Regions from separate parts of the Mus musculus genome. Here region 1 is linked to region 2. A link is a loop called in an ENCODE intact Hi-C map of the cell type or tissue named here. Cell type or tissue: left cerebral cortex. All regions are shown on one strand. Links, peaks and the distances in the headings refer to the core of each region. The heading gives the core; the rest is flanking DNA.

Evidence for each region. A loop is a pair of places that touch in the nucleus more often than their neighbours do. Peaks named below come from ENCODE experiments on the same cell type or tissue, not always from the same donor. Only the 100,000 strongest peaks of a DNase experiment are listed, where the experiment ranks them.
Region 1: a loop joins it to region 2, with 6 times the contacts of the local background. A loop is called at or near these places in 2 of 42 quality-filtered maps.

The regions. Positions count from the first base shown.
Region 1 is chr10:41,799,605-41,815,385 of GRCm38, forward strand. Cep57l1 (centrosomal protein 57-like 1) reads right to left here and starts at 10,264. Exons shown (of 11, transcript NM_001243074.1): 1 at 10,184-10,264; 2 at 9,969-10,059. The coding sequence starts at 10,043. Sesn1 (sestrin 1) reads left to right here and starts at 10,970. Exons shown (of 10, transcript NM_001162908.1): 1 at 10,970-11,696. The coding sequence starts at 11,418. In left cerebral cortex, for the core only: no CTCF peak of the experiment used is centred there; no DNase peak of the experiment used is centred there.
Region 2 is chr10:41,741,588-41,757,368 of GRCm38, forward strand. It overlaps Cep57l1 (centrosomal protein 57-like 1), which reads right to left. Exons shown (of 11, transcript NM_001243074.1): 3 at 4,184-4,334; 4 at 1,455-1,634. BC048559 (cDNA sequence BC048559) reads left to right here and starts at 5,134. Exons shown (of 4, transcript NR_152819.1): 1 at 5,134-5,352. In left cerebral cortex, for the core only: no CTCF peak of the experiment used is centred there; DNase peaks (open chromatin) are centred at 7,896 and 10,564.

The sequences.
Region 1 (15,781 bases), core at 4,351-9,350, 56 kb after region 2:
CCAACGTACCCTCTGGCAGGCTGCTGGCCCACACCACATGTTTGCTATCTACCACTGCCTCCCCTACCATCCTTTTACCCTCTACCAAAAAGCTGCTTCTGTCTGTATACCAGTTTGGAATGCCCAGCCATGGCTGGTCACACAGATCACTCTGGACCCCTGTCTCTTCCGCAAGGATGTCAGCACAGCAGTGGACAGGCAAAGAGACTTCTGTCTCAGGTAGGAGGGGCAAACGTTACCTGCTTAGTCAGCAGCAGACTCTGATAGTGAGTCATTCGGGCGTTGGTCATCCACTGGTCTGGGGGCTGGCGGATAATGCTTTCAAGAGAGTGGGGGGCCACCACAGTTATCTGTTGTCCCAAAGTTAACTTGTCGGCATCCTTAACAAGCAAGGCTACTGCTGCAATGGCCTTCAGACATGTGGGCCATCCACTGGCCACTGGGTCCAGTTTTTTAGACAGATGTGCCACGGGCCTTTTCCATGGCCCTAGAGTCTGAGTAAGAACCCTCTGGTTACTCCCATCCTTTCATCAACATAAAGGGTGAAGGGCTTGGTTAAATCTGGCAGTGCCAAGGCCAGCACAGTCATCAGGGCCTCCTTAATATTCTCAAAGGCTCTCTGATGTTCTGATGTCCATTTAAATTCCCCACTTTCCTTAGTCAGGGGAAAGAGGGGGGCAGCCAGTGTTGCAAAACTAGGTATCCAAAGTCTGCAGAACCCAGCAGTGCCCAAGAATTCTCTCACCCGCCTCAGAATAGCCGGTACTGTTATCTGAGTCACAGTCTTTTTCCTAGCCTCTGTCAGGCACCGCTTCCCATCACGAAGAGTGTATCCCAGGTAGACAACTTCCATTTGATATAACTGGGTCTTTTTAGCAGAGGCCTGGTACCCCAACTCACCCAGTTCAGCTAATAGTCTCTGTCCCTTGCCTGCATTCTTGCTCTGAGGTTGCAGTAAGGAGTAGATCATCTAGGGGTTTTCAGCTCAGAAGGAGGCTAAATCTAGATGTAGAGCCTCATCAAAAAGGGTGGGGGAGTTCTTGAACCCCTGGGGTAGCCACATCCAGGTCAGTTGTCACGTTTGTCCAGTGTCAGGGTCTCTCCATTCAAAGGCGAATATAGGCTGACTGGAGGGATGTAACTTTAAACAGAAGAAAGCATCTTTTAAATAAAGTACTGTATACCACTTTCACTTTCGGGGGAGCGAGCTGAGGAGGTTATAGGAGTTAGGAACAGTTGGGTGAATGTCTTGGATGCTCTTGTTGACCTCTCTTAGATCTTGATAGTCACTCGTGCTGGGTTTCTTTACCGGCAACAGAGGAGTATTCCAGGGCGACTGGCAAGACATCAAAATACCTTGTTGCAATAGTCTCTGAATATGTGGCCTAATTCCATCCCTTCCTCGCAGCTCATTGGGTATTGCCGCACCCCTATAAGGGTAGCATCCATTTTCAGTTCGACAACCATGGGGGGTACTCTGACAGCTACCCCCATGCCTCTGGTCTCTGCCCATGATCTAGGAAAGGCAGTCTACCAGTCTCTTAGGGCTGGCCCTTCTGCTGCGTCATGCATTCATGTAGGCGATACTCTTCTTCAAGTTGTAGGGCCAGGACCATGGAGGCAGGGGATTCCCAACTTACTCTCGGCCCTTTTTGAGTGAATCTAATCTGGGCCTTCAGTTTAGTCAAGACCTCTCCCCAGAAGCAGTGTGGGACACTCAGGGGTGACCAAGTGAGTGACTCACTTGTCTTTTCCCTAAATCTACAGTATGTGTAGTGGTCCAAGGGTATTGTTTCTGGCCTGTGGCTCCAATTACTATGTTTTTTTTTTGTTGTTTTTGAGCTTCCCCAATGGTTGTTTCAACACAGAGTGTTCTACCCCGGTATATACTAGAAAGTCCATAGGAGTCCCCTCCCACAGTCAGGGTTACCCTAGGCTTGGGGAGGAGGTCTGAGCCCCATTTCCCCTAGTCATCATCTTCGAGAGTCATGACCTTAGGGGCATTTCCCACTCTTCATGGGCATTCTCGCGCCCAATGTCCCTTCTCTTTGCACTATGCATATTGGTCCTTTTCCAGAGTTTTCTGAACGGGTTTTCTTCCACAAGGTCTAGGTTCCCTGTTGCCCAGGTACCCTGTTTGTCTACTCTCAGATCTACCTCTTCCCTCACGCTCTTCTACTACTGCAGCCAGGATCCTGCTTAAATTTCTCTCCTGCCTCTGATCCCTCCTATTTTTCTTTCTTTATTCCTCATGCTTCTCTCTCTTTCTTTTCTCCCTCTGTTTCTCTCCTTGTAAACACTTTCTCTGCCTCTCTAAGTCCTGTAAAGCCATGGCATGTAACCCTTCCAGTCTCTGTAACTTGCTTTTAATGTCTGCTAATGACTGCCCTATAAAAGCCATAGCTACCGCGGCTTGTTGACCCTCCGAGGTCGGGTCAAAGGGAGTGTAGCGTCCGTAAGCCTCCATTAATCTCTCTAGAAAAACAGACGGGGTTTCAGCTGGCCCCTGCATAGCTTCTCTTACCTTTGCCAGATTGGAGGGGCATCTTGCCGCTCCCTTGAGACCTGCCACTAGAGCCCGGCAGTAAACTGTCAACCTCTCCCTACCTTGAGCCGTGTTGTAGTCCCAGTCTGGTCTATCGAGAGGGAACCCCACGTTTATCTTGTTGGACAGGTTGGTTGGGGCCCTGTTTGTCCCTGAGACAGTCTTCTGAGCCCTTAAGAGGATTCTTTCTTTTTCTTCTGTGGTAAAAAGAACATGCAAAAGCTGTTGGCAATCATCCTAAGTGGGCTGATGAGATAACATTAATGACTCCACCAGGCTGGTTAGTCCAGCTGGATTTTCTGAAAAAGTAGGATTTCCAGTTATAGAGATCAGCTGATGAGAATGGCCAATACTGAAGAGTCTGGAGAGAGTGCAGGTCTGCCGCTGGTCCCACTGCACACAAAGGAAAGGCAGACATGGTGTCAGGAACCCCATCTGCGGAGAGACTCTGTGCGCTCCGGCTTTGGGTCCCAGCCGCCGGTCCTCCAACTGTGCCGCCACCAGCCCCAGGGCCGGGCTCTGGAAGCTGTGGAGGCGTGGAAGCTGGAGGGGGCAGGGGATAGGGAGGAGGAGGTTCTGGCCACTCAGGAGGCCCTTCAATCTCGGGATAGATCTTGGGGAGAGCTGAGGGCCCAGGCAAAGGCTCCTTTTCAGGAGGATCCTTGGGTTTCACTTTTGGTCTGCGGAGAGCCAGGGCTCGAGAACCTGGCTTCCGTTTTGGGATCCACGGTTTGATCCATGGGGGTGAATTCTGGACGAGGTCTTGCCACACAGTTATGTAGGGTTGCTGGTCTGGGTGGGACCCAGGTCCATCCTGAAAGACAATGGCTTTAACTTCAAAGATCACAGTCAGGTCAAAAGTCCCCTCTGGTGGCCAGCCCACATCAAATGTTGGCCACTCAGAAGCACAAAAAGTCCGCCAAGGTCCCTTCTTGATCTCCACTGAAAGATTGTGGGCCCTCGACCTAATTTCAGACCAGTGATCTAAGGTCAAACTTAGGGGGGTCGTCACAGTCTGTCCCATCGTCCAGGTGACAAAAAACACAAAACAGACACAGAAGAAACACACACAAAGACTAACAAATGTCTGCCACCTCTTAGGCAGACAAAACCAATCCAAAGATGCAGAAGGTCGGGCTGGTGAGTAGTTCTTCCAATCCAGGAAGACTACCGAGTCTTTACTCCCGTCCCAGTCGGACTCCTAGAGTCCTTCCCCTTGCTCCGAGGCATCCCCCAGAGCGGCAGTCAGTGATCCTAGCACATCTGCCGATCACACTCCATGTCTCGAGACTCGGGTCTCTGTCTCCCGTGAGACGTGAGATGTTGCGACCGCAAACCGAAAGTTTGAAACCAAAATTCGCTGGCACACAGAAACAGTTCTTAAGTTGCTGGGGAAATTTTCTGATTTCAGCTCAACAACCAAACCGCAACCACCTGACAGTGGGCTACAGTGGTTGGCAAACACACGGGTTCAAGGAACGGTCAGAACATTCTGCACAAACATTTTCTGAATCAATGGAGCAAGTTAAACTTTACTTTCTGCCAATAGCGAGGTCCATTTTGGACACATGTCTAGAGGCTTTCATGGAATTTTTACTCTCTGTCAGGATCTTTCAACATCACACAGACACAAACTTTACTAAAAGCCCAAAGTATGTTGTTCTACTAGACTTTAAGGTGCACTAGGAGTACAAGGCTGGATGATCTCAAACAAGGCCATGTGCAAGCCCTGTCTCAAGTAAACGCACATAAATAACTTGACATTCAAGAGCCAACTATATAGTAACCCAATGTGTGCATGTATGCAAAATCTTCTCTCAGGCAGAGAACCAAAAACTAGCCTACAATATGAATGTGTCTAAACAAAACACTTCCATCAAACAGGAATGGAAGCTGAAAAAAGACAGCTCAGGAGGCCAGGACTCAACAGTATTAACTGACCTATCACATAATATACCTAATCTCTGCTGATGACTTCAAGTTCTGAGACAACATGATGGTTTCGTGTACAAATTTCCTACAGAAAGAAAAAAATAACTAGCAGGAAGACCAATATGCTATTTACTTGGTAGGTATTTCAAAGAATATTAATTGATTATTAAGTTTGGCCTCAGCATCTTCATTTCAGTAAGAACTTCTAAAATGTATATCATACACACATGATTTATGAGAGTGGCTTACAAGCTGTGTTTGTCCAACAAATGATGTCTCTCAGCAGAGAGTCCAAGAATCTAATAGTTGTTCAGTCCACATGGTTGGATATCTCAGGTGGTCTTCAGTATATATCATTGGAATCCTGAAGAAGCAGGCTCTAATGCCAGTAAGACTGAGGAAAAGCACCCAGAAGGCAAAAGTATCTTTCTTCCCCATCCTTTATATAGGCTGCCATGAGAAGGTGTGGCTGAGATTTAGGGTGTCTGCCAACCTCAAAAGACCCAATTAACTAAAAATCCTTCATAGGTGTGCCCTGTTCCTTGGGTTTGGTTAATTCCATATGCAGTCAAGTTGACAACCAAGAATAGCCATCACCTGGAGCCTTTGCTCCTACTGAAGGAACCACCGCACACAGCAAGATGCACAACTAACATTCATGCTAGGTTTTACTGTTTTTTTAGAACACTGTCCAAAGATTTTGGAGCTTATTTTAATTAAAATCACCCTAAGAAGAAAAACAAAAGAACCATTTCCCAGAGCTTAAACATCAAGTAGGTCTGCGGTTGCAGCATCAGGCCAGTGCCTGGCTGGTATTTAAAAAAGCTCTTCTAATGTTGCACGGTTCAGGAAAGCATGGTTAATGAGCAATGGCACAGTCTACAAAGGGTAGATGTGAGGAAGAGGCAGTAAGTGGACTACACACACGAGGAGGATCAGTCCTACCATGAACCACATCTGAAAGAGGTTGTCAGGAAAGGGAAAAAGGAGAATAGCTGAAGAATTGATCATGTAGTTGAGATCTGTGGATGTGCCTGTTCTTAGTATTTTTATGATGCTAGTTCCACCTAAGTCACAATTCCACCCAAGTCACAGAACTGTTTGTTCTGCAGATGTCTTAATATCTCATGACAATTACAGCTTTCTAAAATGCTTTCATCACTTTCTTCCATCTACTAACCACCTAGCTTTGTTCATCAACAATAAGCAGTACCTTTGAGTAGAAAATACCACGAGTGTTTTCCTGCTCATTCACCCTCCCATCCACCCCCAACCTCCTCCACCCACCCACTCCCACCTGCCCCCATCCACTTCCCAGACAAGGCCTTGCTCAGTAACTCAAGCTGGTCTTGAACTGCTGACCCTCCTACACCAGTTTCTAGAGTGCTGGGATAACACACATATTGAACACCAAGCATGTGTGTGGTATGTACTGGGCCCCAGGCGATGTACTGAGCTTTAGCCAGACTGAGGAGACCCAGGCACTGGATGCTCTCAGGTGTGCTGCCTTCACCCAGGTGTTAATCACATTATGGGAAACTAAAACGGAAAAGTGCATTTGTAATACACCAGTAAAGATACATGCTGAAATAAGAGCACATTTATTTGTTTCTCTAATTAGGGGTACTTCTCTGAGCAAGAAATATTTGAGCTAAGATCTTCAAAGGAAGAGGAGTCAGACAAGATGAGGCAGTCTTCATTTTGACAAAGAAAACAAGGACAGAGATTCTGTGTCTACTTATTGCCTTTGGTTTAAAAAAAACAAAACAAAACAAAAACCACCTGCTTTTTTGCACTCTTCACCCAAACTGATCTTATCAAGATGGCCAGTGACCTTTCAAACAACAAAGTTGCAATTTACAAAAGCTTAAATAATCTTTTTTTTTTTTTTCAACTCTGGAATGAGGCAACACTTCATTCCATCAAATAAGCTGAGCCTTTCGTTGTCCCACAGAGGTCAGTTTCACAGCTAGGGAGGCTAAAACACAGCAGAAACAAGAGCAGACTGGTCTCTTCAAAGTTACCTTCCACCAGAGGTCAGGACAGAGAGACAGAACAAAAGAAAGTAACTGGTTAACACCAGATTCCTTCCTGTTACCCTCTGGAAGGACTGAAGAAAGGCCTCAAAGCAGAGGGAACAGGATCATCACACCCAATTGCGAGCTTGGGAAATCACTCCCTCTGGTTCTCCTGATTTCTCAGGTCAGATAACAACTTAGTTTCAGTCTGGAAACAAGGAACATTAGCACTTTGATGGTGGGGGGGGGGGTAAGAAGAGGGTCTGACCTCGGGGGACAGCAGGTAGGACAGGAACAGGGGCTCAAGTCCTTTCAATGGCTTCTGAACTTCTATTAAAAGTCCCCGCAGTGGTCCATTAGTCCTTATGCCACTGCATCTAGAACAGCATTTAAGCATTCCTTCCTCGTTCTGTCTTCATTTTGCTTCTAGGAAAACACTGAGGGTTTTCCCTCTACACTGGTTGCTCCTTCAGAATCACTTTGTGGAAAACTTCAAATTCATTGAACGTCATGGAATGTACCCTCCTTTGGCAAAACCAACACCCATTATCAAAACATTACAATGAAACCTCCACTGTCTCTGCAGCTAAGTCTTCCTCATTTCTCTTCCATATCCCAAGCCATATGGCCAATCTACTGACCTCTTCCCTATTCCATATACCAACATGCACTTCTCCATGACAGCAAGTCATGCTTCCTTTGTTTTACTATCTTGTTTCCTGTGGAACATGGTCTCAATACATTGCTCAGGCTGGCTTCAAACTCCTGCCTTCACACCCCCCAGTTAAAAGATGACAGACATGTACCACTTGGTCCAATTTCAAAAATCTCATTTTCAAGTGGTTCTGTAGCACAGGTTCCTCTGGACCAGTCCTTCCATGTCTCCTCTGCCTATACCTTGTGTCCCTCTTGAATCCTTAATCCCACCTGGATGATTAAATTGTTATCGGATGACCTTTAGAACTCACAAGAGCCCTTGATTTCCATAATTCTTCCTTTCTTTAGTTCTGCTACAAATAGTAACTGCTGTTGCATCAAAGAATGCAAAGTATATAAATTAACTTGAAGAAAGGTAACTGGAGGAGCCTACAATAAAACCCAAAACAAAACAAAACAAAACACTCCATACCCCCAAATAAAAACCAGGGCTGCTGGTCAACTGTGACACTCTGGAGAATTAAGCCCACCCAGAACAAGGCAGAGAAAACTCTGCACCCCTCCCCCTCCCAGTGCAGACTCTTCCTGCCCATGGTCTGTGTCACCCACTCCCAAAAGCAAAGCCCTGTGTACCCAACCCCCACCCTCAGCTTTGAGGCTAAAAGACCCTCTCAATATTGGAGGTCTTTGAATAGGGCAACTCCACCCTGCAAGCTCATCTTCTAACAGCTGTCCTGAGGTGGCAGGCAACCTGCACATCCATCCAGCAATGGTCCTCCTCCCACTGAAAAGGAAGATTTTTTTCCCACAGCCAAGCACCTTTCATTCCTTCCTAACTGGCTGTCATTGTTTCCTTTGCTATATACTCTACATTACTTATTTACTATCTTAAAATACAAGCTCAGTGACATCCTTCTGAACAGAAGGCACTTGGTGACTGAAGCCTTATGCTATTCATTTGGCCTTCATTTTCCTTGGGATGAAGACTTCCCTGACTTTCTAAGACTGGGCTAAATGTTCCTCTAGCCAACAATATCAAATAGTATTACAACTGTATTTTACACATAAGTGTTTGTTTGGTTGGTTTTGTTTTGTTTTGTTTCCGAGACAGGGTTTCTCTGTGTAGCCCTGGCCTGGCTGTCGTGGAACTCACTTTGTAGACCAGACTGGCCTCGAACTCAGAAATCTGCCTGCCTCTGCCTCTCAAGTGCTGGGACTAAAGGCGTGTGCCACCACCGCCTGGCCACATAAGTGTTCTAATAAGATGAGGGGTATCTTTCTCACTCTTCTGTAGAGGGATTTTAATTCGGCAACATAGCTACTCTGGTTAGAACACAGATACACCCTTAGTACACACCTTTAATCCCAAACAATGAAGGCAAAGTTTGTAGAAGGAAGCAGCTTTGTTTGAAAGTGAAGTCTAACAGAGAGGGAAACAAAGTGATGAATCAGAAAAAGATTCAGTAGACTAGGATCTACCCAACTCTCATGAGAGAGGAGAGAGAGGCAACATAGGAGGGAGCAGACAGAGGGAGAGAGGAAAAGAGACAGTGTTACCGGGAGAGTTTTACAGAGACAGGGTGAAGAGAGAACAAGCTAGACATGACAGGCTGAGCCAGAGAATAAGGAGGAGCCAGAAGAGTAGAACACATTGCTAAAGTTAGTTTGAAGCCAAGCAGAGCAATTCAGTCAGAAGCAAGAGACGCCAGTTTGAATCAGTCAGAGGAGTTTGGGCCAAAACAGCTGAGTTGAACCAGAGAGCAAGAATTCAGAAAGAGCTAGAAAGAGTGAGCTTATTCAGCAGGAAGTCTCAAAAGCTGGAAACACTATAGGCCTTTACAGAAGCTAGAAGCTTGCAGGATTGGGCCTAGATTAGCTGATGGAGGCAGTAAGCCTCCAGACAGCAATTACAGCAGGAGAATAAAAGTTATTGTTACACTTTTCTCATGTTAAAAGCCTCATTAATTTTTATGGTTTTGGATTTTTCAATGAGTGTATTGTTTGCATGTATGCCTGTGCCCCAGGTTTATGCCTGGTGTCTACTGAGGTTAGAAGTCATCAGATCCTCTGGAACTAAAGTTATGAATGGCTGTGAGCTGCCAAGTTGGGGCTGAGAATCGAACTTAAGTACTGTATAAGAACAATTCTTAACTACTGCACCATCTCTTTAGTTCCAGATTAATATTTTATGACTATGTTTACTTTGTAAAACAAAGGATTAAAATCGAATCCGATTACCAGTCTATTAAAAACCTTCCAAAAACACCTTTAGAGAAATGACCATATCGTTCAAAGATAACACATTTAGGAGGTTTTTATAGGCTTCTTTTCATACAGAACCTTCCAAACCTAAGGACATTTGAAGTTCTTTTCAGTCTCAGACACAAGAGACTTGCTTTCAAAGATCCCCTTCGGATGCTATCTGACTGAGCAAAGACAGCACAAAACAGATCCCTGTAAGGGCAAAGGTGCAATGGCAACGCTTAGGGATTCCTAATCCATTCAGCACGGGCCTATGTGCAAGAGGACAGCAGAAGCAGCGGCGTCGGTTTTTTGTTTTGCTTTTTTGTTTCTTTTCTTTTTTTTTTTTTTCCAGTTTGCCTGTCTTAAGGCTGCTCCTTGGCCTTCCAAACAATGATCCCCAAATCCTTGCCTCAGTCACCCAACCAAAGGTGTTGAGCACCTGCACTATTTCTCTCCCGGCAAGCCACGACGGAAAGGAAGCAATCCCAGATGGCGTCGGCACCAGAGTTTCCGAGGGGAAAAAAAAAATTTTTTTTCACTGAACGGGTCACAACCAAGCCTACCACGCTTACCAGATGGACGCTCCCAGTTAACCACGGCCTCCAGAACCGTTGGTTCGCGGGCAAAGACAAGTGTCGCGGTGGCATCTGGGAATTGTAGTTTCTGTCGCAAACAGAGCGCGTAGTTAGCATTACAACTACATTTCCCAAAAGCCAACGCAAAGCCCTGCCTGCTTGGCTGTCACTCATAATTCTATCCCATTTCTACTTGGAATACTATAGAGCACCTTTATTTGTTCGGCTTTTCTTGTTCGATAAACATCTCCGGGCATCTGTACTCCTTACTTTTCTTTCCCCTTCTTCAAACCAGCGCCTCCAAACGTCGAGAAAGGACAACACCGCGGAAAGCGCATGCGCCCTGGCCGGCGTCGCGCATGCGCAGCAGCCGGTCTTAGTCAGTGGCGCGCTGGACTCGGGGTCCGGAGGTACTCTGCCCGAGGGCGGGGCTGCTTCCAATGGCTGTCTTTGCGGGTCGCGTGTGCCTGGGCGGAGAGGCAGGCATGGGGCAGGGGCGGCTCCCGGCGGTCCCGGGCGGGGACAGGGGAGGGGCTGGGGGTGAGGACCCCGTCTCCCCTCCCTGCTCCCGCCCTCTGGGCCGATCCCCACCGACGGGGCTGGGCGAAGGGGCGGGCTCTGTGCCTGGGGCCCTTTGCTTCAGCCGTGCAGCCCTGGGCTCGATGACTGCTGGATTGCGGGGTGCCCTCTGGCTTGGCGGAGGTGGGCGAGGACAGAGGAGTAAGAGGAGCATCGGCGTACCCCGGGGGACAAGAACCGGCAGGGTTGGGGACGCCGCCCTTAGTCGCCGCTGACACTGTGATTGGCGGACACTGCTCCCCCGGAGCACCGGAGCCTCGGGCCCCAGCAGCTAAGGGCCAGGGTCTACCGCCTACCCCGCCAGCACCCGCCCGCTGCCCTGCCGCGGCGCTAGGAGGAGCCGAGGGGGGCGGAGACTGGTGTCGGAGGAGGGCGGGGTGGGAACGGTCGAGAACCAGCCGCTGCACAGACAAAAAATCGAATGGCTGGAGAACCTTCTACTGTTTACCAGCCTTTTGGGACCAAGCACGGATTTGACAGCTCCACAACGTGAGGATATCCGCTGACCCTGCGACACAGAGAACACTTCCCCGGGACTCTGTGTCCAGCTAACCAGCTCTGTGAGATTGCAACTTTCCAAGTTTGTTCTTTTCAATCTCTGTCAGAAGACTGCCCTCGTGTAGGAGAGGGTGCCTGGGTGATCCGCCTTGTGGATCGATTTGAAAGCATCAACTTTAAAAAGCACGTGTGATTCCCAGTGCCATCCAGACGCCTGCTTTCACGACGGCTGGATTTCTCTGACTTTATTCTTAGCGTTTCTCGTTGTTTTTGTTTTTTGTTTAAAAAACAAACAAACGACGGGCTGCTTTGGGGGAATGCTGAAAGGTAACTGACTAAACGCTGAAAAAGAAAAAGCTCTTGATTGTCATGGCTGAAGGAGAGAATGAAGCGAGATGGGAGGGACTGTGCAGCAGAGACACGACTACTAGAGAGACAGCACTGGAAAACATTAGGCAGATCGTTTTGAGAAAAACCGAATACCTTCGTTCAGCGAAAGAGACACTTTCCCGACCTTCAGACGGACTTTCAAACGCGGTTTCTTTGGATGGGATGAATAAACTTCTTGCTCATCTGCTTATGCTCTCTAAGAGATGTCCCTTTAAAGATGTGCGAGAGAGAAGCGGGCTCATTCTGAAGAGCGTCGAGGTAAGAGCAGTTTTAGAGTGACTTAACTAGCCGATGTGATTTGACTTAGTTATTCCCGTCGCTTTTGCTTCCATGGGGGTAGTCTAACTGGTTAGCTGTTAATAATGACATCACTAGGCATTAGAGGGTTCTGTAAAACGTTCAATGTTGGGCCCAAATGGAACAGGCTAAACTAAAAACGGTTTTCAAAAATAGATGAACAGGAATTGTTTTTATGGTGTTTTTGGGTAGAAATGGCATTGTCTGTGGAATATAATATATATGAAAGGTCTGGTTAATTAAAATCCAGTCTTTGTCATTTTTTTTCTGTTTGTTGCCAAGTGTAGCCAGTGCGCTTTTCACATTGTTATGGTGTGGAAAGTTTCACACTGAAAGCCTCAAAAATGAGGAGTTGCATGAAATATTTCCTATTTGTTCAGAGTAACTGGCAGGATAATTTTTTTCTGGCTCTTTAACAAAGACAGGATTTCATTTTCTAAAAGCATCCTAAAACAGAACTAGAAAACAATAATAAAAAACAGCCTAAGTCATAAAGAAGGTAACTCTTGTCCAGGTGGAAAAGTTGGACCCAGAGTTGGGCGTTCAGTAGCTTACTCTCCATACTCCCAGGAAGCTGAGGAATAATGCCACCAGGAGTTCGAGACCAGCCTGGCGAGCAATGAGTACTAGGTCCATACATGGCTACATGGCAAGGCCCTGCCTTAGGGTTGCAGGGAGGGGGTTGTGGGGAGAAAAAGAAAGAAAAGTTGGGTCCAGGTAAGGCATTTGGTGAAAATACTTGGCTGCTCAGTTATTTTCTGTTTTCCTTGAATTGTTTCTTTCCTCTTTTCATGTGCAAACCTATTAAATTGTGAGTGCAGTAAGGTTTAAAATTCTATAATGTCCTGCCATTTTTCTACAGTCACTTTATTCTGTTGTATTAGAAGGTGTGTTAAAATTTGGAGAAGCAGGAGAAATGTTTATACATATGAAGAATGCTCACTGACTGTGTATTAAGTGATGACAGCTTTCTTTAGTGACTTAGATAAAAGAGGTGCAATCATAGCCATAAAATAATTATCTTCAAATATTTTTACAGATACTCTAGAATCAGTAATAATTCGTTTTACAGGAAGGAGCTAATTCTCAGTGTATGTGCATTCTGTCCCTTGGACATAAGGAACTATTTCTCTAGACCTCTGCATAGCCACTATGGGAATTTTTCTTAAGTAGTGGAGTCATCATTGTGCACATCCAACATTGTTGTGGGTTGTATGTAAGTAGGTGACCGGGAAGTTTGTAGGCTTCTCATCTAGTGTTTCAGGGGAGTCGCCCTTCCTCTTGGTGTGACTCTACTTCACCTTGGTCTCTGAGTGGGAGACTAAATAATATAACTTGTTAAGAGTTATACTGAAGATAAAGTATCCGAGCTCTGGGAAGTGCTAAGGCAATGCACTAGAGTCAGACCTGGGTTCAAGTGCGTCCTTATTAATGTACTAAATGACCTTAGGCAAGTTCCTTGCCTTTCCTTGTGTTCGATTTTCACGTCTTATAAAATCAGGATAAGAATGCAGAGCTTTTGTGAGATGAAATGGCATGCAAAGTGCCAGAGTCCTATCTAGTGAATGCACCTCTCCTCTTTCACAAGTGCAGTAGACTATGTAAAGTATATCTCAAGCTGGATTTGTTCTGCAAAAGGACACCGGGTTCTGTGTTGTAGTGGCTTCCTATAGACCTTCATTTTTCCTCTCTTCTGTTATTCTTTACTGCTGCCATTGTTGTAAGAGGTACTTGATTTGTATTGTTCAGTAAGCTGTGTTGGTTAAGTCTCTTCCCCCAGAAGGGCTCTTAAGTCCTCAAGTATTGAGAGTATTGGCTGAGACCTGGAAGCTACTAAGTAACTATCCGATGGATAAACAAAGGTGTTTGCCTTCTTGCTGTCTCCCATTAATTTGCAAAGATGAAATTTCCACTTTATGGAGTTTCTCCCCCACAGCATTGATTCATGCATGCATTTGAGCAGCACACAGTGACTAACATAGCAAGCACTGGGGGCAAGTAGGAATGTTTGGATGTTCTGCCAAAGGGAGACAGGCTGTAAAGAAGTCCAGGGAGAGTTTCTTGAGGCAAACACCTTTAAAGAGAGATTTAATGTTCATTCATTCACTCACTCACTCATTCATTCATTTACTCTGAGACAGGATCCTGCCTTAGCCTGCCAGGTTGTTGTGGTTATATACCACCACACTTTTCTTATGAGTAATTATCCATACAGTGAGATTTGTCATAGGGTTCTAGACCTAGAAAATAGTTTGTGTGAAGGCTTCAAGGCAAGAGCAAGTAACTGAGTTCTAAGACTTGACAGTAATTTAGGATTGTTGAAGTTCACAGTTTGAGGGAAGTGTGGAATTTAAGAGCATATGCTCTGGAGTCAGGCAGACCTGGCTTAGATACTTTCTTATCTGTACAACTAAGAATAAGTTCCATATTGCTTTTCAACTCAGTTTCCTTATCTGCAAAATGGGGATGATGCTAGTAGTTCTTGCCTCACAGTGCTGCCGATGCCGAGAGGATAAAATGGAATAATGCCTGCGATGCAGAGCGCAATGCCAAGCACAGGAGAGGTGCACTAGAAAGGTAGACACAGTATTGTTCTCCCAGAGGGACTGTGGGCAGGGCTAAGGAATGTATGTGTTAGCCCAGGACAATGGGAAGCCACTGATGCTTTGAACACGAGGGTAATATGATTGCTAGTGTTACAGAGATCATTCTGGAAGATCCAGGGTCAGGAGGGGATGTGTCGGATCAGTTACAAGGTTGTTCTGCGGCAGAAACAATAGTGGACAGCCATGTGGTGAAAGAACAGCAAATGAATGTGAGTTGAACAAGGTGTTAGAACCCATGGAATATAGCATTTAAATAAATTGAAGAGATGAAAATAAAATCAGAATTTGTGACTTGATTACTTAGTGAATAATGACTGGTAGGTCGATTTAGGAGAAAAATTCGTTTTTCTTTCTACACATTGAGTGAAGTTAAGCCGTCTCTGAGGCACCCAAAAGGAAGTCACCCCTGGATGGGTTTGTGTCTCTGCTTCCACTGTATAGTTCTCCTTCACTTCTCCAGACTTACCCCAGCTGTCACCTTTCTGTCCACCCTCATTGCTGCGCAGCCACTTATCTACCCTGCTCATCTGACCGAATTACTTTGCTGTCTAACCCCCATTATGATAGCCTACAGCCTTAACACTGCTGACCCACACTTCCCAGCCCAGCCTCACTGCCCCTCATTGCTCACACTGGCAGCCGCCTCACTTGGAGGGTGAGTAGTAGTTGGAGCTAGTGCTCCATGGTGCTGTCTGTCACTCACTGGGAACAGCAGCAGCAGCTGAGTCACATGTAAGATCTTGAAGCTGCTCCTACAGGCCTTTAACTACTGTGGTCAGTTCAAGGAACTGGTCAGCAAGGGAGAGCTGTGGATTGGATTCCAGATGACCGCTAAACCTATAAAAATTAGCACATTGGTAGACAAAGCCTTATATCACCCGTTCTCAATTTGTTGATTTCATAGCAACAACATATTAAAATCTGTTTGACAAATTTTCAAGAATTGCTGTGTACCAAGCACTGTCCTTGGAATCCAAGGAGCAGGGAGATGTTTCCCCTGCATCTCAGCAGGTCCCCCTTCTCATCTTTGCTGAATCTAAAAGAAATCCCATTTATAAATCTCTTTATATACCTCAGGCCCATGTAAGGGTCACTACTGAGTCTTGTTGTCTGTAAAAAAAAAAACCAAAAAAAACAAAACAAGTAAGATAAACTATAAATGCATATATGATGAAAAGATTATGAAAAGAGAAAAATACATAAACTTGATAGTAATGAACATAGAAAATGGTAGTAGATCTAGATTGAGTAATTAAATACTTAGTTAGATGAAGGGGGATTTCACTTAATTATGTGTGAGTATTTCTCCCAGGAAGAAATGAAACTTGAAGCATTGCATAGGATATGCTTTAATGGTTCTCAGAGCATCTCTCATTGATGTCCAACTGAGTAACATGTAGCACATGTGTGCTTGTTATATGTACACACTTTGGTTTTGAT
Region 2 (15,781 bases), core at 5,945-10,944:
GAGAACAACTGAGGGAGTCCATTTTCTCTTTCTACCACTTAGGTCTCAGGAAACTCAGATCATCAGGCTTAGTAGCAAGTGCTTTTACCCTGAGATGTGTGTGTGTGCATGTGTGTGTGCGTGTGCGTGCGTGCGTGTGTGTGTGTGTGTGTGTGTGTGTGAGAAACAGAGTCTCTTGTTATATATCCCTGGTTAGCCTGGACCTTGCTATGTAGCCAAGCTAGTTAGGAACTCACAGGCATCCACCCACCTCTGCCTCCCAAGTACTGGCCTAAAGGCGTGCGCCACCATGCCTGGCTGTCTTCTGTCCTCCTAGGCACTGACTGTTCAGTGCATCCTACACGGGTGAGTAACCAACTGTTAGTCCTTTCTCTTTAATCGGTTTGGCTTTTGTCAGCTGTCTCAGTTTCTGGTTCTTATCCTTCCTTCTGTTTGCTGTGCTGTATTTACGTGTGTGAATGCTTTAGAAGGAAAACAAGAAGCGTTTTAGGGAAAAATTATACAAAGAACTCACACTCTAATTTCTTATCTAATGTTCTTTTCATAATTCCCATAGAAGTTTCTACCCTACGTACTTATCTCCTCTAATTAATTCTGGGTTCCTTAAGTTGAAACAATTATTTTCCACTCATTTTTATGTTGTTTAATTACTACCATTGCTTTACTGTTAATCAAATATATAAGCATTTTAATGATATTTATAGGCTAAGCTGGTGTTTACTATTTATTCTAAAAATATTCTAACTTCCAAATACAACGTGACTAAGTACTTCTTTTAATGACTGATTTAAATGATAGATATTTACGCACTCGGGCTGGGATGCAGCTCAGTTAATAGAGTGCTCCAGTCCCCTGCACTGCACAAACCGCCTGTGGCGGTGACCCCTGCAATCGCTACTTGGGGTGGGAGCAGGAGGGCAGGAGGGTCTGAAGTGCAAGGTCATCCTTGGCTACAGCATGTTCAAGGCCAGCCTGGAGTACATGTGAGTACGCGGAGTACATGTCCCCTACGTGTATTTACGAGCTAGGATAATAGGTATCGTGCAAGTAAGTTCAAAGTTACATTAGTTTCCCACAGACAGCAAAATGCCTAGGACCAAGGCCTCACAGTTTCTTTTTTTTTTTTTTTTAAAGATTTATTTATTGATTATAATGTAAGTACACTGTAGCTGTCTTCAGACACTCCAGAAGAGGGAGTCAGATCTTGTTACGGATGGTTGTGAGCCACCATGTGGTTGCTGGGATTTGAACTCCTGACCTTCAGAAGAGCAGTCGAGTGCTCTTACCCACTGAGCCATCTCACCAGCCCCATTATTTTGTTTGTTTGTTTGTTTGTTTTTTTCTCACAGTTTCTATGACAGAAGAGCAGAGGCAGCTGAGGCAGCTCCCTGGGCTGACTGTTCAGACTGTAAACTCTGGCCACCCCACATGTCCGAGAACCTCGGTCCTTTCACCTTTCTTTTGTTTAATCAGCTCCTGGTGTGCGAGGTTCCTCTCGTTGGTCTCCTCCTCTAGGGCCTTCTTATACTGCGCTGCTTCTCTGGACAGAAGGTTCAGGTTGTCTTCAGCCTGTGTCCTCTCCAGCTCGAGACGACGAATCTTTTCCTGGAGAGTTTTTAATGCTGAAACAAGTGCTAGCGAAAAGAAATGTGCTCGATGTTTTAAGTGAAACTCTTTGAAAACGGCTACCATAGTAACCTGGGTAAGAGTAAACCAGGAGCAGGGCACGTTTGCTTACCAGTAACCAGTAAATATGCTGTAGTGTTTAATTATATAACTAACTATACACATATTCACATAAATATACGCATATGTTATGTATGGTAAATGAAATGATAAAATAAATATATTTACATATAATATAAATAATAAGAATGATAGTACAAAGGTATACATTTCCTATGGTGTACCTTATAAAAACAATAATCTACTACTAGAACACGTGATTTCTAAGACTGAACCACAAGGAACTTATCAGGATGATTATTATTTCCAGACGCACGTCCTTCAACTAATGAGTGTGGTAACTGAGGTCTAAAGTTGTCCTCACATTCTCACCATTTTTGTTCCTTGTCCCAGCAGTAATACTAAAGATCAGGACACGCGAGGCGGGACAGCTTTTCCATGGATCAGACAAGTGCTAGGCTCGTGCACCTGGGCTTGAAGTCTACAAGGAGCATGTTTGCTACTGTGATTTTTACTTAGCTATACTGGTGTCTTCATGATGCAGATAAATTTAGAGTTAGCAGTTTTTCAAATGTGATTTTACATTTTCTATTAAGTTGTGATTTTAAATGATAAACCTAGATCTGAGTGGAATATCAATTATTCAGTTAGTAGTACATATAGTTAGGACAATGTGTGCTGGGACTTTTGTTTGCTCTCTATCTGACACCGGTAGCTGGCCCACTGCTCTGGATTACTTTCTTATGGTTTGTAAACTCAACAGAATTCATTTATTTACTAATGTCATGGAGCTGGCTTGTTTCTGTCAACCTGACAGACACAGCCCGAGTCATCTGGGAAGAGGGAATTTAAAATGAGAAGAAGCCCTCTACCAGGCTGGCCTGTGGTGCATTTTCTGGATTTATAATTGATGTGGGAGGGCCTGGCTCGCTGTGGGCAGCTCTGTTCCTGAACTGGTCATCCTGGTGCTACAAGAAAGCAGGCTGAGCAGGCATGAGGAGTAAGCAAGTGAGCTGCATGTCTCCGGCCTTGAGTCTGCCCGGGCTGCACTCAGTGGTGAGTGGAAACAAATCCTTTCCTAACCACTTAGTTTTATAATCACAGCAATAGAAATCCTAAGACAGCAACCATTATTACAGATTTTCTTTTGAAGGGTGATAATCAGATCTTACAAAGTAATTTGTAAACTATAAAATATCTCTGGAGTCCTATTTTCTAATTCAATTTTGAGGTTGTCTTAGGTTTATGTTTAAAACATTGCAATAGTCATTTTCTATAGTTACTTGGCTATGAAGGCTTTCTAAGGGATTTTCAAGGACAATTTTGAATATGTGTGAATTCTGACTGCTGTCTGAATATGATATGATTCCAGTGGCATTCTGATTATCTAGGTCAGAAGGATTCCAACTCTAGATTTTTATTCTCTCTTTTACTGATATATTTATTTACCTTTTTTATTTTTATGTGTACATCGAGTGTGTGTGGGTGTGCATGTGCCATGGCGCACGCACACAGAGGTCTGAGGACAACACACCAGCACCAGTTCCCCACCAGGTAGCTGCTTAATGCATCCTTAGCCACTGAGCCATCTCTCTATTAGTAGTCCCTTGGATTTTTATTTTATTTCCAAATTGACAAGAAACCTAATAGAAAAAGAACCTCGTTTATAAGTAGAGAGCAATCTTGAGAGGTAAGAAGAGCAGAAAGTGCTCCTCAGTGAAAGTGCCATCCTCTGAAGCCACCAAGACCAACATCACAGTCATGTGACTGAGATAAGAAATGGAGACTCATCTTCAGCCTGGTCTGCATGCCTTCTTAGGAAACCTTCCCAGGTCAGCTAACTCCAAAGAGTGCAGTGTCATGGGGCACAGAGAGCTCTGGGCACGAAGGATGCGCAAAGCCTGGAGTATGGCGGCCCAGACAGTGGGCTCTCTTGTGCACAGCCTGTGTCATGGCACCTGCCTGGACAGGGAGGAAGGAGTGTGTCTGAGGCTATAGAGTGAGACCCTGAAAGAAAAGAAAAACCTAAACAAAAACTGTAGTTTATCACTTTACCTATAGTAGTAAAACTTTATTCTTTGTTTGTTTGAGGCAGGATTTCTCTATTTGTGTAGACTAGGCTGCCTCAAACTCATAAAGATCTACCTGCCTCTACGTCTCGAGTGCTGGGGTGAAAGGCATGTGGCACCACTCCTCTGGCCTTTAATTTTTACCCCTAAAAGAGTAGTTTTCTGTTTTCAAAGACACTTTTATTATAATTGTATAATATTTATTAGCTTGTTGCACTAATCTGTAGCTTATAGCTGAAGAAACAACTATTTTTAGGACTGGTGAGTGACATATGTAAGCTCCCAGGGAACAGCAGTAGCCTCGTGATTAACAGTTGTGTGACTACTCAAAACACAATCACAGCACTTTCTATAAAACTACAGGAAGGGTACTTCCATGCCATGCCCCGCTCCTGACTTTCTGTAAAGTTTGATATTAACAACATTACCTTGGTTGTTTGGACTATTAAACATTTTAGGAGGGGTCCCAGGGTGGCAATTCTGAAATGCTTCATTTTGCGTGAATGATGGAAGATGCATTCTTTCTGGAGGGTTAAGATAGCTCCCAACCATACTCTGTGATAATTCAGAATCCATTGTCTGTGGGAAACAGAAAGACAGGGTGTGGTGTTACTGATCCCATCTGAAGGACAGATACCTCACACACTGATGGACACAGCACATAGCTGTTAGCAATACACTACCCAGATGTACATTTACAAACTTAACTATTACTACAACGTCAACTGGTTAAACTCAGCAGTAATAAAGCAGCTATTTGTTGTGTAAGCAAGTAAGCAAGTAATGAGCAGGTGACATAAATACCCGTTTTCCCAGGGGTTCCTAAGTTACATATACCCTAACCACAAAAATTTGAGTCTAGGATTTTACGTATATACTCAGAGACCATGCAGATTTTCACCAGAGCCATTAACTCTAGTCTTTCATAGTACTACTGGACATGGCAGATGGGCTTCCAAGGAAAGTCTGCATATGTCAGACTCCCAAATCTAATCCTTGATAAACACACTTCCACTTAGTGAACCTCCATTCTACTCATCTGCTGTGAACCACGGAATGCTAGCTGGTGTTATTAACTCACAGACACACTGGAGGAAATGAGGTAATATTTGTTAACAAGTAACTCCCACTGGCACAATTCTAAGCCAGAAAGCTTTTTATAAACGTAACTGAAGAATGCCATTATAAAGATACTATATATATTTTTTTTAATTTCTGCATTACATTATTTTCTGTGACTTCAGGGCTTTCCGGTTAAAAAGGCAAAATCTGGCTTCTCTCCATGATTGTATTCCTAAGAAGGGCAAAGGAGATGCTTCTAGAATTTTCTACTGTAGCTTCTAGAATTTTCTACCTCAGCTATCGCCATGACAACCTCATTTGCCTAAGTGAGGCAGGTTGGCAAACACCCAGGCTCTGCTCTGACTGTAACTGGCTACCACCTACTGAGCATGTCTCCATCCTCTTGGCTATGGCTGGGCAGACATTGTCTCTCCTGTGTGTGCGGGCTAATTCCCTCAACGCAAGATACTAAGTCATGGCTGGCTCATCACACTGGCTCGCTATGAAGTGGAGTCTACTAGAGTCCCCAGAGTATGTAAGTTCTGAAGACTGATATGTATCTTTAGACAGAAGGAGGCAGGTGAGACTCTCCTCAAAACACTGGAGTCATTCAGTATAATGCTCCCTTCTAAGTTCCTGGCTTGCCCTCCATTAATGGGCTAGGAAAAAAAAATTATGTCAGTTTCTACACAATTTGGAAAATGAAGACTCCTCTGACCCAAGTAAAATATATTTCACAAATCAGATTTTGGCACAAAATTAAAGATTAGGAGCGGTGGCACACTTATTTTATCCTGGCACTTGGAAGGCAGAGACAGGCAGAATTTGAGGCCAGCCTGGCCTACAGAATGAGTTCCAGGACATCTAGGGTTAGACAGAGAAACCCTGTCCAAAAAAAAAGTTCAGGGGAAAGAACACTTATCCACTATATACAAAGCCTGAGTTTGATCCCTAGCACCACAAAACCAGGGCCTTTGATCCCTAGCACCACAAAACCAGGGCCATGCTATACCTTTAGAATCCCAATCCCAACACTAGAAAGGGTGATACTGGAGAATAAAGAGTTCAAGGTCACACTCTGCTACCTGCGGAGTTCAGGGCCAACTTGGGTTACAGGAAATCTTGTCTCAAACAACAAGCAACAAAACACACTGGCATAGGTTTATTGTTGATAAAAATCATGACTACTCAGAAGACTGTCAATAATGAGACTTGCTTGTAATTCATGTCAAGTAGATACAAACAGCAACAAACTATCTGTAGAATGAAAGTAAAGCTCTGTGAGATGGCTGGGGGTGTGGGGGTGTGATACTTGTTGCGTAAACCTGAATTTAATCCTCAGAATCCAATTGAAGGCACATGGAGAGAAAAACCACCCATAAAGGTATCCTCCAGCATCTACACATACTCCCCCCCACCCCCCAATAAATAACTTCTTTAAAAGAGGACACGAGAAAAGCCAGTTACTATGGTTTGGATCATAATTTCCCAAAAGGGCCCATAAGCTAAGGGCTGGCTTCCTTTAGGAGGAAGACTCTAGTACAAGGGAGCTTTAGGGCCCACTTCCAAGGTGATGACAAGCTGCCTGTCCTCTTTCTGTTTTCAGCTGTTACTAACGGGCCTCCTCTGCAATGTGACTTCTATGCAATGCTATCTTTCAATGCTAGCTAGGGATAGCTAGCCAACCACACAGAAACCATGAGCCATGATACCCCACTCCCCCAACCACCCATCCCCAATCCCTAGTCATCTCACTACGTAGCAATGACTGGTCTAAAACTGTTATGTAGGTCAGGTTAATTACGGGCAAGCACCATCAGGCCCAGCCATCTTTCCTGATAAACTGATGACCTCAGTATTTTGTCAGCACAACACAACAGGCTCTGGTTGACAAGTTCCCACTGTAGTGTGGGTTCTTGCTTACAACGTGCTCCTGTGCTGTAATCAAGCACACATACCTAGCAGCTGTTTGTTTACAGAAACAGCTGAGCAATCCTAGGAGGAAAACTCTCTGGTGGAAGACAAACAACTACAAAGTCTCACCTAAAAGCCAAAGCCCTACTTGGTTAGGGAAAGGTGTGGCTCTGAACTGCATATAGTCAGGTCATTCTAACCTTCTCTAGTTCATGGGACCTAAGGAAAGAGGAAGAGTGAGGGAAGAGAAGCAAGGCGAGGTAGGGAGAGTGGGAAGATGCACCTATAAGCGACATATTCACAAGTATCTCTATGAGAAGTTTCTGAAAACAATGGAAAAGCATTTTGTATGGCAAAGGGCAGAGCTACCTAGCATCACTAAAAGGACCTTAGACACCAGGGAGATGGCTCAGCCATTAAAATACTGCTCCTGAAGAGGATAAGAGTTCTGTTTCCAGCACCCACAATGGGCACCCTATAAACAACTACCTGTAACTCCTGCTCCAGAGGGATCCAACACCTCTGGCCCCTCACATACCTGCATTCATTTGCATATACCCACACATATATGTATTTTAAAAATATTGAACAAGAGAACAACACACAATAGACTCCAGCCGTGAAAGGCACCAAGGGAACCTAGTGAATTTTGTAGAAATATGCAAGTAGGGGCAACGTGGGTCTCATTTGTATTAAGACTAGGGAAACCATTATGTCTAGAACCATTTGTGACAACTTGTGAGCATATAAGGAAATTATTCAGCATCCCTGGCTTCTATAAAGTTAATGTAGCTTGCTGGGCACGGTGGCTCACACCTGTAATCCTAGCACTTGGGAGGCAGAGGCAGGAGGATCAGCAGCTTAAGGACATCCTCAACTAGCAAGTTAAGGCTAGAGGCGAACTGGGCATGCACATGCTCTCGTTCTCTCTCTCTCTCCCTCTCTCTCTCTCTCTGTTTCTCTTTCTCCCCTCCCATTCCCCTGCCCCCCAAACTCTGGGGTATGTATTTCTGTCTCTCTACATACATACACTTTGGAAAAGTAAACTTCTAAAATTACAAGTAGCCCAATCCATATGGTGCCACTTGTATTTTTGTATTTACATTCTTTTAGAGGTTGTTTTTATGCTATGGACAGGAGAGCTTTTCCTGCATGTATACACGTGGGTGTGCCATTTGATGCAGTGCCATCAGAGGCCAGATGGTGTGCGATCCCCTACAACCAGAATCCAAATGGTGGGTGCTGGGATCTGCACCCAGGTGGTCCACGAGAGCACTAGCAAGCAGGCTTAACCACTGAGCCAAGACTTCAGCCCCTCTGTTTACACTCTTTAGGTACATAAACATGTACAGTAAAACCAAGAAAACCAGAAATATTAAGGCATAATCCAAAGACCTAAAAGAGTCAAAAATTTTTTAATATTTCTTTTATTTTTATTCATATGTATGTATGTATGTATGTATGTATATATATGTATCTGTGGGTGCCTTCAGAGACCAGAAGGAGGCATGGCACCTATAGAGATAGATACACAGATGGCTGTGTGCGGCCTGATGTGGGTTCTAGGAACTAAACTTAGTTCTTCTGTAATAGCATTGTGACTTTTAAGTCAGTGCGGGCTATGCATCAAGACCCTACCACAAAAAGAAAACAAGAGTAATCAACAGGTTTCTTCTTAGTATCTTAGAATTTGATTTTATAAGACACAATTTGTGCTTACAGGGCTATAGAGATGGCTCAGCAGTTAAGAGCACTGACTGCTTTTTCAGAGACCTGGGTTCAGGTCCCGGAATCCACATGACAGGGAACTGTAACCACAGCTCCAGGGCTCTGACTCCCTCGTCTGGCCTCTGAGGATACCAGGTACACACATGGTGTACAGACATACACACAGGCAAACCCATACACATAAAAGTAAAATTGTATACAATACATATAGCTAAAGGAACACTGTAGTACACTGGCACACACCTTTACTGTATTGGTATTCATGGATTTTAAACTTTACATAAATGGACTTATACATTTTTCACTTAAACAACTTGGCATTTATGGCATTTGTTTCCATTGTTGCCTTGTCTGCTCTGGGGACTCTGTATCAGGCCCCTCTTGCTCCAACATAACATGAGCATAACGTTAACATAACGTACCTGAAGGACAGCCTCAGCTCCAGAACCCAGGGGGACCTGTGAAATCTTTCCTGACACTTCACTCCACTCTGAAATTCACATTTCCTGCTTGCTTGCTTGCTTCCCTCCCTCCCTCCCTCCCTTCTGTGGTGGCTGGTCCCAAGAATACTCTGAACACTGCACCTCCATGACGGGGCCGGCTTCCTGTCACTCCAAGCCCAGCCACCGTGCCTCCTCACCATTCCTTGCTGCATCTACATTCCTCCTTCATAAAGTCTGCATCTTAAAGTCCAGATTAGTTAGCATTAGGGCAAATTTTATTAATTTTTGCATCATAATATCTCTCTTACATTCTTTTAAAAGTTAATTGTGCAGGAGCTGGAGAGATGGCTCAGCTTTTAAGAGCACTTGCTGTACTGCAAAAGATCTGAGTTCTGTTCCCAGCACTTAAACATCAGATGGCTCCCAACCCCCTGGAACTCTAAGTCCATGGGATCAGCTATGTTCTTCTGGCCTCTATGGCCTCCACCTACATTCCTGTACATACACACATACATACAAATGGAAAATAATGTAAGTCTTGAGCAGTCTTAAGAAGAAAGGTAACGCTGCTGTCTGGTTCTGGGTTGGAAGCACTATGATGCTCTCTCTATCTTCCACCTTCCCAGCATGGCTGGCTGGCTGTCTCTCTGGGGACTATTGTAGCTTTGCAGTAACTGTCATGGTGTGTTTAGGTGTGACTCTCTTTTTCCATAGCCCTATTTGGGATTTATTTATCTTCTAAAACCTTCCTACATCAGTGTGAGAAATGTCCCAGCTGTCACTGATTTTGACTATTGCTTCTCTGTGGGATGGTAAAACCATGACAAGAAGCTTGGTAAGGTAGAGTGGGTCTGAGACCCAGAGACCTGGTGGACATATACCTGAGATTTAGGCAACTCCACCGCTCCCTGCCAGATTCCAGGCCTGGAATACAAGTCGCACTCGACACATAAGGAAGCTTGATCTGTGGTCATGTAGGCACAGAACAGAGTTCTCCATGCTAATGAAGTACCTACAGGCCCTGAGGGTTTAGCCAATAAGCTTCCCTTTCCAGACATTCTATCTCCCAGCAAAAGGTATTTAATCTCGGGTCCACCCGAGAAGTTGGCATGGTACGGTATGTATCCATTTTCCACGATGAGCAGTCGTCAATAAACAGCTTAGAACAGTGGACTGTCTCTTTCATCAAGATCTGCCGTGGGGAGCCATGAAGAAGGCATTTGACTACCGCGCTTAATTCTCCTGTAGAAGGCTTCTCTGCGCTTCAAGCCACAACCACCACAAAGCTAAGGACAATCACTGCTGAGTTAAACCAGAGCTCCCCTTGGTCCCCACCCCAGACTAGATGCTGTCCTCAGCCCGCAGGCCCCTGACTCTGTTCCCAACTCCTCGAGACTCAGTGACACCCAGATGCCCATGAGTTTGGGTGCCCCCAGTCCCAGCCCCATTGAGGCCCTGTGGACCCCCAATACTTTGTTCCTGATTTCCGGGGGCCCAGAAGTCAGCTTCGGCCTTCTCATACCTCAGCCTGCACTTCCACTCTGGGAGTGGCGTCTCTGCTTCCTTGAAGCCCAGCACCTGCCTCAGCGTCTGAGTCAGCTCTGTGGGAAGCGCAGCCAAACTCCCTGCAGAGGCAGGCGGAACAGGACGGTTTTTCTCTAATCTCACTGGACATGACTTCACTTTCTTAGAGGTTGCTGAGTTTGAGTCTCAGTCACTCACTCTCCAGCAAGCCAAGAATGCTCTAACTTTTAGGAGGTAATCACTGGGGGCGGGCTTTGAGAGGAGCGCCTAGCCACACTTCCTGTTCTACTTCCTGTTCCTAACTGCTGGGTGGGCCTCAAGCTCCAGCCGCCTTGCCCCCCCGACCTTGGTGGGCTCTGTCCTCTGGAATGGTAAACAGAAGCAAAGCCGTCATTCTAAAAGTAGCTTGCTAGCAGCATATTCTTACAGAAAAGTCTCTCGACAAACTTACTTTTCTTTGATAATTTGAGAACTCAATCTCTGTCATGTGTGGGGTCTGCTACCTGTTTGCAGTGGCTGGTTAATTTATGGTCAGCGATTTCGTTTTTGTGAGTGGGTCTTGCTCAAAGCACCCAGATCATGAACTTAAGAGCCTCCCTCCTCAGCCTCCGGAGAGCAGGGATTACAGGTGTGATCACAGTGCATCTTGGAATTTCCATTTCATATGTCTTCATTTTTTGCATTACAGCCAGGCCTTGCACATCCCTAACTGGTACTCCACCAGTGAGCCTTATTGTAGAATTCTTGGTTTTCAATTAATTTCATAGAACTGAGGAATTCTTTGAAGTTCATGTTTAAATCATTCTGGGAATGTCGCTCAATGGTGGAGTGCTTCCTACCATGTGAAAGCCCTTGCTCTGACTTCCTACGTCACACACAAAAAAGACTCTTCTGCAAAGGTGATTTATGCTCATTCCCGATAGGTCTCTGCAATACCCAAACCCCATTAAAACAAACTTTTAGGTGGAGACCTTGGGGGTGGGGGTGGGAGGCTGGGCACAAATTCAGACACAGCAAGGGCTGTGATGGGAAGTTCTCAGGACAGGTCTATATTGGGGATTGGTTCCAATGCTTTGAAATAACCTGGTCCTCAAATTGGGAATCTGCATGTCCAAATGCTGAAGGTCCTTGTCCCCGATTGGTTTTTGATCGATTAATAAAGATACCAGCGGCCAATGGCTGGGCAAAGGGATATGGGGCAAGACCCTTAGATTTGCATGGGCTAGGGCGAGAGGTGGGGGAGGGAGGAGAAGGAAGACTTGGGGGAGAAGGATGGGACATAAGAGCTGCAGGAGAGAAAGCCAACAAGCCATGTAAGAATGCAGGAAAGTGGCCAATTCGGGGATTAGGGTGACAGGCGGAAGTTTAGGAGTCTCAGGAATACTGCAGGAGGTCATTTGCTATTAAGGGAAGGTTTAGGAGTGCCCAGCCTTTGAGCTAGTCACACATGTCAAAAATTAGATGGTGTATGTGTGTGTGTGTGTACGCGCCTGCATGCATTCGACCCACTGGGAGCCAAGTGGTGCAACCCTTTACAGCTACAGGTGTACTCATTGTAAAGCCAGGGATAAACATGGGAGTGCATGCGGGTCTGAAGTTGGTCTCAAGAGCTGGTTATTTTCATAAACCATCCATGCAATGTTTGACACTTTAGGCATCCTTTCTGTATACTGTCAGGTTTGAACTTCTGACTCAGCCAAGAATAAGGCTTCTCTTTGCCATGCAAGCAGCTTCCTCTTAAAGCCCACGATCTGAGCCTCGAAGGACCAGAAGACACCTTCAGCAGCAGACAGGGCTCACCTGCCCTGTGCAGATGCACTTTCTTATTATCTGGACAGTCATATTGTTCTCTTACTTTGGTGCCAATTCAGTCATGCTATTAAAAAAATATTCTACAAGTTTTTATACAGTATTTTCCCATATTTTTGCCAGAGAAATTTCTATCTAATTTGTATATTGCTTGAGAAAATTGTTTTAAAATCCTTTAAAGATACCAGCTGTTCCAGACAAATCCTCTTTGGTCGCACGCTGGGGATATTTACAGGTCAAAGCTTTTCTGCCTCCTTCCTGCTCTAATTCCACACTTACTGCACATTATAAAATGTGCTCTCCTTCTACCTCAATTAAATAAATGCTATGATTGACCATTCACTAAACAGCTCATTCCCAGGAAAACAGATTATACTGTAAACAACCCATAGACTAAGAAGTGTCAGAACATTAATTATATACGGAAGTGTAACTGCAAGTTTAAAAAGTATGCAGTGGCTGGGTGTTGGTTGCGCACGCCTTTAATCCCAGCACTTGGGAGGCAGAGGCAGGCGGATTTCTGAGTTCAAGGCCAGCCTGATCTACAGAGTGAGTTCTAGGATAGCCAGAGCTACACAGAGAAACCCTGTCTCGGAAAACAAAAAAAAGTATGCAGTGACTTTATAGAACTACGCATCATGTCCATTAAATTCCAGAAACTCAGATGCAACCCTTCAATGACTTTTACATAAAAGGTGTTATAGGATCAGATTATCTTACATTTACTATATTTATATGCAAATATATTTAATGATCTTATGACATTGAAAATCATCATTAACTTTAAAACTAGCATTTGTACATTTGAAAGAAAAAAAAGTCCCCATCATAGGAAGATGGATCCTGGCAAGAAACATCAGTAGGTAATAAATTCAGAGCAAACTTTTGACTAGGTGGGATCTTTTGCATGGTCCTATAATGAAGTCACATTGGTTGCTAATAATATGCAGGAAAAGTTATACAGAAAAATTAACTAAGGCTGTTCAGATGATCATCATCACCTGTGAGAAGCATCACCACTCGCGGCTGATGGGAAGTCCTGAGAAGCACACAACCGCACCGAGCTGGCCAGGGATGCAGAGCAGAGGCATTACAAAGGCCTCAAATGGCAGTCTTTCAGCTTTTAAAAGGGAGGAGGTGAGTGGTAACTGTCAGTGTCATAAAGGACAGTTATGCGTCCAGACATGCATTCAGAAGAACTGAGAGCAGCCCCTCAAGAGGGCCCAAGTATACTTCTCACTCTAACACTAGTCTAGACCAAAGCATGAAGAGTAGGAGTATGATGTAGCCTGGGCAACAAAGGAACACATGTCTAAAACAAAGAAAAGACAACAGATAGTAACATTTACTAACCTAAAAATCTCAAAGGCATCAGATTCTGGTGTGTGCTAAAATAATGGCTCGGGGATATTGTGTTAAGTGAAGCAACCCAGACACAAAAGGCAACACCTTATTGGTGCATTTGTATGAGGCATCTAATACACAGTTCAACCCAAAGAACAAAGCACAATGGTGGCCCCCCAGAAAGGAGTAAGAGATAGGCGTCTACTTTCAGTTTTTCCGAAAGAAATGTCAAAGAACATCAAAGAAATTAGTAAGCTACAAAAAGAAATATCAAATATGGGTCTGTTCCACCAAATACAATAAAACTTGTATTTAAGACAAAGAACTAAAATCCTTATCTCCAAGGTGGTGGTGGATCTTTATTCCCAAAACTGGATAGGCAGAGGTAGGAGGATGTCCGAGTTCAAGACCAGCCTGATCTATAGAATGAGTTTCAGGTCAGCCAGGGCTACACACAAGAAAACACTGTACTGAAAAACCAAAATAAGTGAATGAATGAATGAATGAATAAATAAATTTTTATGTCTCCCACCTTGTAAGACTTTGTACAGATGTTTCATCCCTGGCCCCCACTGCTCCATTCTAGGAATCTGAAGGCCTGGAACCATCCTTCATTTCCTCACACCAGTCTTTTTGGGACTAGCTAGGTAGAATAAGAACGTGATGTCAGGTCCTAGCCAATGGGAAAAGCTCAGCCAAATGCATTTTCTGCCTTGGCATGCGTTGGCTCTTCTGGAACACACCATCCTCTTGACCAGAAGTCAACTTTGCCTGGTCCAGACACCTCAGCTGGAATGGCGGTCTCTCTCTCTCTCTGTGACCTGTACTCACTTCTAACTAGCATACAGCAACTAAGAAGTAACTTGCTCAAGGTCATTTAGCTACTAGATGGCAACGCAGGCAGCCTACATGTGAGAAAAGACACTCAGTGGTTAAGAGTGCTTGCTGCTCTTGTAGAGGATCCAGGTTCAGTCCCAGCACCCATCTAACATGGCTGATAACCATCCATAACTCTAGTTCCTGAGGACTGCCATCCTCTTCTGACCCTCAAGAGTACCAGATACATATATATGGCACACTGATATGCATGCCAGCAAGACATTTATACACATATGATAAAAATAAACTCTTCTCCCCTGTCTTAGTTAGGGGTTTACTGCTGTGAACAGACATCATGACCAAGGCAACTCTTATAAGGACAACATTAAATTGGGGCTGGCTTACAAGTTCAATCCATTATAATCAAGGTGAGAACATGGCAGTGTCCAGGCAGGCATGGTGCAGGAGGAGCTGAGAGTTCTACATCTTCATCTGAAGGCTATTAGAAGATTGTCTTCCAAGCAGCTAGGATGAGGGTCTCATTGCCCACGACTACAGTGACACCTAATCCAACAAGGCCACACCTCCTAATAGTGCCACTCCCTGGGGCAAGCATATTCAAACCATCACACCACCCAAAAGTGATTTGTGTTTAGCAGATCTATGTTGGTTGTTTAGATGATTCAAAGATGGCTAAGAGTAAATAAGCATTTGAAAGGCATCAGTGTATAAAATGAGTATCATTTACATACCATTTGTGTGGCCCATCTCTAATGCCTGCTAGGTCCAACCTAGGTCTATAGAAATAGAAACATGGTTTTAATTAACTCCTTGATTGAATATTATGAAAATTTAAGTTGAAGATCATCAAAGAGGAATCAAGAAAGAAATGCCTCAAAAGACCTGGGGTTTATTAAGTGTCTGTCATGAGTATGAACAGTTTCTGAAATGGATGGTAAGGGTCTAAGCAAGTATCTGATGGTCAAACTTAAGCCTCTGCTCTATTATAATGTACTATTCTTTTGTGCACCCCAAGAACTGAATACCCCAAGCATATAAAAGCTGGAAGAACATAAAGACGAAAGATACAACAAAGAATAAATGAAAAATAAACCTATCAGTCAGAAATTGACAGTGGGTGGGTGAGATGGCTCAGTGGGTAGAAGCTCCTGCCAAGGGAATGGGGTTTACTCTATAGAACCCACATAAGGTGGGAGGAGAGCCGACGTCACAAAGCTACCTTCTACCTCCACATTCATGCTGTGGCATAAGCAACCCCCATCACACACACACACACACACACACACACACACACACACACACACACACACACAATAATGTTCTGGATGGCTCTGTGCTACTTGCTGTCCTGGGAGAGGCTCT